Linked DNA regions of Homo sapiens: all the other regions are linked to region 3. Evidence: chromatin loops called from intact Hi-C (ENCODE). Cell type or tissue: GM12878. All regions are shown on one strand. Region 1 has its middle 480 kb from the start of FBXO33. Region 2 has its middle 440 kb from the start of FBXO33. Region 3 has its middle 540 kb from the start of FBXO33.

The links. A loop is a pair of places that touch in the nucleus more often than their neighbours do. Peaks named below come from ENCODE experiments on the same cell type or tissue, not always from the same donor. Only the 100,000 strongest peaks of a DNase experiment are listed, where the experiment ranks them.
Region 1: it touches region 3 in a loop (6-fold over the local background); 1 of 110 quality-filtered maps calls a loop at or near these places.
Region 2: a loop joins it to region 3, with 3 times the contacts of the local background. A loop is called at or near these places in 1 of 110 quality-filtered maps.

What each region holds. Positions count from the first base shown.
Region 1 is chr14:39,911,191-39,913,690 of GRCh38, forward strand. No RefSeq gene overlaps it. Among named protein-coding and RNA genes, the nearest start is that of FBXO33, 480 kb to the left of the region's middle. RefSeq lists an enhancer at 1,513-1,572. In GM12878, no CTCF peak of the experiment used is centred here; a DNase peak (open chromatin) is centred at 1,451.
Region 2 is chr14:39,875,998-39,878,497 of GRCh38, forward strand. No RefSeq gene overlaps it. Among named protein-coding and RNA genes, the nearest start is that of FBXO33, 440 kb to the left of the region's middle. In GM12878, no CTCF peak of the experiment used is centred here; a DNase peak (open chromatin) is centred at 1,211.
Region 3 is chr14:39,973,087-39,975,586 of GRCh38, forward strand. No RefSeq gene overlaps it. Among named protein-coding and RNA genes, the nearest start is that of FBXO33, 540 kb to the left of the region's middle. In GM12878, no CTCF peak of the experiment used is centred here; a DNase peak (open chromatin) is centred at 1,155.

The sequences.
Region 1 (2,500 bases), 62 kb before region 3:
TCTTCTTTAATAGGATGTTACATATTCAAAATAATATTGTGATTATTGCCTTCTAAAATCTCAGAACAGTTGAGAAAATGTGCCTAGCAAGAGTAAATCATTATTTAAACTACAGTATTTGGATGACAGAATATTATAATTGATAAGTGAAGAAAATGTATTTGAGGATATTAATTTTTAGTAAAGTACCTGGTATAGGAAGGGTCTCATGAAAGTTTCTTAACTAAATTAATTAAATGGATTTGGCTAGAAACATCACAAATTAGATTAAAAATTGTCCCAAGTATCACAAACTAGATAATGATGATATTGCATGTTAAAGCAGGTAGCTTAGATTGCAGTTAGTAGAAAAGCTCAGCTTTGAATTTTATATAATTTTGTTATGAATGTCATGGAACTGAAAGAAATTGATAAAAATTTCAGTTTCCATGTAGCAGAAAATATCACTAAAATCTTGAAATTTCATGAAGTTATTGTGGACAGTTGTAAATATGATCATAGAACAACAAAGCAAGAGCTAATTTGAAAAAAAATGGAATCAAAATCGAGAGGATAAAATTTCATTTATGACCACAAATGATAATTTAAAGAAAAGTGAGTAGTTTTAATGTTCCAGGTTTCTTCTTTTATGCTTGATATTCTGCCTTGAGATTCTAACTGAGAAGTGAAGTCTTGGTCCTGTGTCCCTCTCTCTTCTCTCCTCTCAGAGAAGCCATCTACTTGGCGGGCTTCAGAGGTTACATCTGAGTTGATGACTTCCTCGCAGGTCTGTAGTGCTAGACTACGAGTTTGGTCCTGTGTCTCCATCCATCAACAGGGTATTTTCTCTTTTAGTATTGTCTTCATATGAAACACAAAATGCTAAAAGCGTTTAAAAATGGCCTTATATGTCTCACTCCAGGTTTCTTCTCCCACTAAACTTGCTCATTTCTGTAAAAGTGTGCTCATTCTGTAAAGTGTGCTGTAAGACTGAAATCTTAAGCTTATTTTTTATTTCTTTCTCCATTATTCTTCATGTTCAATGAATTCATCTAATGGGGACTGTTACTTCTTCCACGGTGTGTTTTTCTCATGGGAAACATCCTTAGTTTTCTGGCAAACTGAGATTACCTTGGGTGTAAATCTCTGTAAATAGTTTTCTAGCAGTTTCAGTGACCCCAGATTATCATTGACACCTTTGATCTTTTTTAACCTTTTGAGGTGGATATTATCCAGATCTTCCAGAATATGTGGTGAGCATCTTTGTTTCAGTCTAGTTATTTGTAACAATTTATATTTCCTCTAATCTTATTGAAATGACCGAAAGTCGTATGTGCACATGCATATGTGTGTACTAAAGTCGCTGTCTGTGCTGTAGCAGAAGTGATTCTGAGAAATATCTGGAAAGTATAGTGAAACCTTGAGTAATTTGTGAAAAGTATAGTGAAGGTAAGCTTGGACTGAGGTAAAGGAAAATACCATAAAAAGTAAATACCTAGGTTTCCACAAGAGTGCAGTGAACCACTGATGTCAGACCAGCAAAGACTGGGAGCAAGGCGTTGATGAAGCAGGCAGCAAATGAAAGACCTGAGGGCTTCCTCAGAGCCCAGCTCATGGTGGTGGGGTTGGTGGACATTCATCCTGAAGCTTCCTCTGGTAGTGAAGGTGGAAAGGCAAGGCTGGGGCTACAGTAATGGGCCAGTAATAAGGTGAATAAAGCAGCTAGTGAGAGGAGGTTCTCCTTCAGCTACCTTCAATCTGCTATAACAAACAGCAGGCTTTCCTTTTCAGTTTATCAACCGTAACTGGGACAGCATGGCCCCATTGAACTGCAAGAGAGGGTAGAAAAACATATCACCTTTTCAGCCTCTGTAGTGATAGTGAGAAAGGGAATGTGTGTTAAACAACTGGCAATGTTTGTCTTTATAGAAATCCAGACTAGAGTAGTAACAGTGAAGGACATTGAAAAATTTGTCCAAGAACTGTCTCCTATAAAAGTGCTCATCTCAGAAAGATTTAGAAGATTAGCGTTCTCCCTATGTTTTAAAAACATGAGATAATTCCAATGTTTAAGTCTTCTAAAATATATAGAATTAATGGGGAATCTTCAGTTTGTTTTATGAGACCTAATAGCAGAAAAATAGAAAACTACATATGAATATAGTTTAGGATGAGATAAAAATTTAAAAATAAAATATTAAGAAATAGAAATTAGCTGTATATTAAAGAAATACTATAATGAGATCAAGTGGAGTTCAGTATAGTGTCATGTGATTCAGTGTTATATTTCTACAAAAATTTTCTACAAAAATTTGGATGTGCAAACTGAAAGGTAGATTTGAATAAATGTGAGGAATTTTAAAATGCCTAGAATAAACTTAATAAACCTTCTGACATGGTTTTAAATATTCCCTTATGTGGGAGTACTTTAGGAAAAGCAAATGTTTGCTGAGTATTTTCTTTGTGCTAGAAACTTCATAGGCACAATATCATCTAATCCTCTTAAAAATTCTCAAGATAG
Region 2 (2,500 bases), 97 kb before region 3:
CCTCTCATTGTGCCTGTCAAGAAACCAAGCAGTCATGGTGTTGTGCCTTAAAGTCTCTGAGGATAATATCAGAATTGGCATGGAAGGAGGATAGCTGGAGAGAACCTAACTGGAAACTTTTCGGTAAATGAGGGGAAAAGCCCAGGGCATGAGTAGAAGACAGCAATAAGGAGGGCTATAGCATGTTATAGTAAACAACAACAACAAAAAGACTTAGAGTAACAGGAATTTTAATAAAAGGTAGGAGTGTTAATAGTCTAGAAGAGGAAACAAGGAACATGGATGATGCTGAATCTCTGCTGGACCCCAAGGTGCAGGGATGTGTGGGACCAATGGCCTCTCCTCGATGGCACTATAGGGACAGTACTTCACAGAGAGCTAGGTTCCAGTGCAAATGAGGACGTGGAATGTTCTTCTTTTCTCCCCCTCTATGTGCTGTCTCTGGGACGTCACTTACACTCCCATTGTAGCAGGACGAACCTCAGACAAAACCTCTCAGACACCAAGCTGTAGAAGGAAGGGCTTTATTCAGCTGGGAGCATTGGCAAGCTACTGCCTTAAAATCCGAGCTCCCCGAGTGCACAATATCTGTCCCTTTTAAGGGCTCACAACACTAAATATTTCACATGAAAGGGTCATGATTGATTTGAGCAAGCAGGGGGTACGTGACAGGGGCTGCATGCACTGGTGGTCAGAGAGAAACAGAACAGGGCAGGGAGTTTCACAATGTTCTTCTATACAATGTCTGGAATCTATGAATAACATCGGTTTCTAAGTTAAGAGTTGATTTTTAACTACTGGGTTTAGGCCAGGCAGGCCCAGGCCTGGTTTCGGGCCTGGCGCCGGGCTGCCTGTCTTTGGTTTTACTTCCTCGTTGTTTTTTCTTAAAACAGGTACTGAGTATAAAACAATATAAAATAATATGAGAGGGTCTTTCTCTTCCTTCACCATGGTTTCTATTATAATGTAAATGATGACTTTATCAGTCCCTCCTCTCTCACTGGTCAAAGGTTCAATCCATGTGCTACTGAATCCCCCCACTTCAGGTGGTACACATGTGGTCACCGAGTGAGTTCTGAGGGATGAGCAGGGCAGCCCCAGGGTGGGAGGTGAGAGACATGCAAGGTTTAAAGTTGTGACTGTATGAAGTTGGTCAGAACCCACCAAGAGCTGGTTAATATTGTGGCAGCTGAAACAAGAGCAGGGTGAGGCTGAGAGCATCTGAAATGATGCAGAAGAGGGTCTAACATGTTGGGTAACCTCTACTTACCTCACAGAGATCAGTTCAAATATCAGTTTCTCCAGGAAGTCATCCCTGATGCTACAATGAGATCCCTCCAGTATACACTCATGGTCTCCTACACTTTCCTGTTGTAAAAGTCATCATATTTTGCTGTTGTAACTTGTAGCGTAGGTGATTTGTCTTTCCCATGAAATGTGTCAATTCTGAGGGCAGGTTTATGGTCATCTATCACCATGAGGTTTGCCCTACCTTTGCCCTACAATGCTTCATACAGCTCTGCCTGATATAATGTAGGTTCTCAATAAATATGTGTAGCATGAATGGATGAAATTTTGAATTAGTAAAACATAAAATCATGTGTTATTCTTCCAGAGCAAACCACTTTAGCAGAGGTACTTTCAGAATATAAACTGATTACTAAAGGTTAGTTTGCCTTGTTAAGGCTTTCACGGGCTGTCAGGCTGTAACCTGAAATAATGACTCGGGTGGAACATGCATTCTGACCAGTGAGGCTCTGCATCCCTTAGGTTCACTTGTTTTGCAAATTAGATTTGTCAGGTTGGAAGTTCAAATGAAAGCTCTTTTTTTTACTGCTGCTCTTTGGCACATTCTAATGAGAGCCATAGCTCCTGAGTTGTTGCTTCAGCATTCACATCTAATAGGAAAGAAATTGAAAGCTAAAAGGAAACCTTGAGGCTCCAGAACAGCAGGTCCGTCAGGCAGCATGCTTAGCTCCATTCTTAAACTGTGTCTTCAATGAGAAAGGCTCTGACTACTGCATTGTGCCCAGCAAGAAAAGCTGGGTAAAGGAGATGTCACAAAGGGAAGCAGCACCAGCGTTCATTCTGAACCCTTTCTGTGCCATCTTCAGTCAACTTATGTCATAGGGAAGTCATGCTGCTTGCTAATGATGTTCCCACCTGGGGACCCCATTGTTGAGTGATGTCCTTGATGCCAACTCACACATTCCAGCTAATTCCAACCCTATTACATATTCAGTATTTTTCTTGGAACCAATTAAGCTAATGGGAGAAACAAAATAGAACTCTCTTTTCCCAAGAAATCATTCAACCAGAATTTTTAAGACAAAGAACTGGAAACTGGGTATACTATCAAGAGCCCTAAAATACATATAGAGTGATTCAAATCTGAAATTGCATGAAGTGATTCTCTTATCCTGGAGAGGACTGATGTATGAAGAAGCCACTTGTTTAGATTGGTAGCCTTCATTTGTCCACCAAGAGTATCGATTTCTTT
Region 3 (2,500 bases):
TCCCACAAGCCTGGGTGGGGACAAAGGCAGGGATGTAAGCCAGAAGTGGGAAAACTAGACAAAGGGAAAAGGTGGAAACTTGAGACAGAAGTGGGAATGTGAAGAGGAAGCCTGACATGATAAAACTCACAGTGCAGGACCCTTGGGGCTATTTTCCTGCAAGAGCAGCCCACTCCTCTCTTGGTGTGTGCTTATTTTTTTCTGCAATAAGCTCTTTTTTTTCCTGTTTTCTTTCAGTGAAGCTCTCTGTTATCTTTAAACCACCTCTTGACTGAAATCTTTCTCCCAAGTTGACAAGGACTGGGACTTCTGTGCTTCCTGGTAACAATCCCAGATTGTAGCAGAGTGACATAACTTGGTAGTAAATGAACTATGTTCAGTAGATGTATTTTAGTCCATCATGTTAATCATTACTGATCAAAATAGATGTTTTTTGAAGCAGCTCTGAATTAAAAGTTTAAAAAGTACCAACTTATGCTCCTAAAACATACAATGACATAACTTGGTAGTAAATGAACTATGTTTAGCAGATGTATTTTTGACATACATCATGTGAATCATTACTGCTCAAAATAGATGTCATTTGAAGCAGCTCTCAATTAAAAGGTTAAAAAGTACTCAACTTATGCTCCTAAAACATGAATAATGAGAAAAGAGCCAAAAAATCTGAATCATAAGTGGAAAATGAAATGTTATAATTATGGAGAAGCTTGGTTGAATAGTCAACACTTAGATAGGTACAAATGTGAGTTGTGCATAATTTGAAACTCTCCAAGGATCATTCTTGGCCTTGAATGACCTCAGCTTCCTTAAGAAGACAGCTTATGTTTTGTTTCATTCCAGTTCAAATATCAGCCCAATCCTGTGAGTAGCCAAATCATAACCACTTCCCAATTTATCAGTCTCAACTTCAGAATAGTCTAGGAGGATGTAAGATGGGGCTTCTTGGTGGTGGAGATCTGCAAGATTCAGACTTCCTGTTCCTCCTGGATTTGCTTTCCCAAACCTGCCCTAGCCTGATGATGCAGCATGGTGTGTGTGTGCTGGAGTGGGTTCCTGGAGATATTTACGTATGTGTGGCCAGTGGGTGAGAGGTGCTATTCACTGCCTGTTGGTTACTTATGAACTTGATGTGAAACTGGTCATTGGTTCCCTGAGTGACTGGGGTTTGTGTTCTGACTGTTAGCTGCAGTATAATTATTAATCTTTTGAGGGCTCTGCTCAGCTTTGCTGTGCACAGTTCTGTGGTAAGTTTTCTTCCCACAAAGGTGAAACCTTTTGCTATTGGAGTTTTCATGAACTGTTGGGTATCCATACAACTTCCTCTTCATTGAAGAGAATCTCATACCTCTTAGCAACACCTGCTCTCAGCTTTGCTTACTTTCACCTGCATGGTCCCCCTCTCCTGGCACTCAGCAAATAACTTAGCAAATCGTAAAAAATGCCATCACATTCTACACAGTTGCAGAAAACTGTGCAAGTGCTTCTATTCTGCCCCTCACTGAAGGGGTGAGTTGAATGTGCCCTCTTCCTCCATGGCGAAGGATCCTTGATTGAGGATTAGGAGTAGTTTATATTCTGTACTGCTCCATGAAAAGACGGCTTCCCTTAGGCACTCTAGCTCCCTTATATAAAAAATGGTAGTGTGTAGACTGGTACTTAGAATTTGATGGGATACTTTATTTTAGTAATCCCTGAGACAAGACGGTTAACAACACAGTGAGAGTCTGACAGTTTTTTCCTAGTTGAAATGATTCCTTCAGCAATCCTAGCACATTCTATTTAACTCTTGATCCAAGAGTGCTCTGTTAACAGTTCTAGGCCACAGCTGAACATTAGACTCATCTGGACATATTTAAAAATTGTAACCCTTGGAATTCAACCCAAATCAATAAATCAGAATTTTGGGGGCGTATAATCCTAGCACCAGTATTTTTTTAACCAATAGGCTAGAAGGGAAGCCTAGTGAAGATGAATGAACATCCTGTCAGTTCATTGCAACCATATAATCCATAGGAGGAAAGTATTATACTGAAAACTCTAAAATGAAGAAGCTGATATAGTTGATAAAAGGATTTTAGTTCTTAATTTCAAGTCAGCCAAGACAAAGAGAGAAACAGGTTGTGCAGCTATAGTCTAATTAAAAGATACATTAATAGTTGTTTAGAGTTAAAATATTTTGCCCAGATAGAACGAATTGATTGTATGAGTCTTTATGCATTCAAAGGGATAATGGCTCATGTCTTAGATAACAACTTCATAATACAAAAAATGCCACATATTGCTATTGCTTTTGTTTATCATTCATAAAAGCTGAGAAATATGACAACATGAAGGAAGAATAGGCAGTGTTGTGACGCCATTAACTTGCTCTGATTTTCCTGTCAACACATTGGTTTATAAATGTTAATGATACTGTATGATCATTGTTTGGGCAACCACGTAAATGACCATGTTGGGAAATGCTATGCATAACCCAGATTGACTCAAGCAGTCCTGA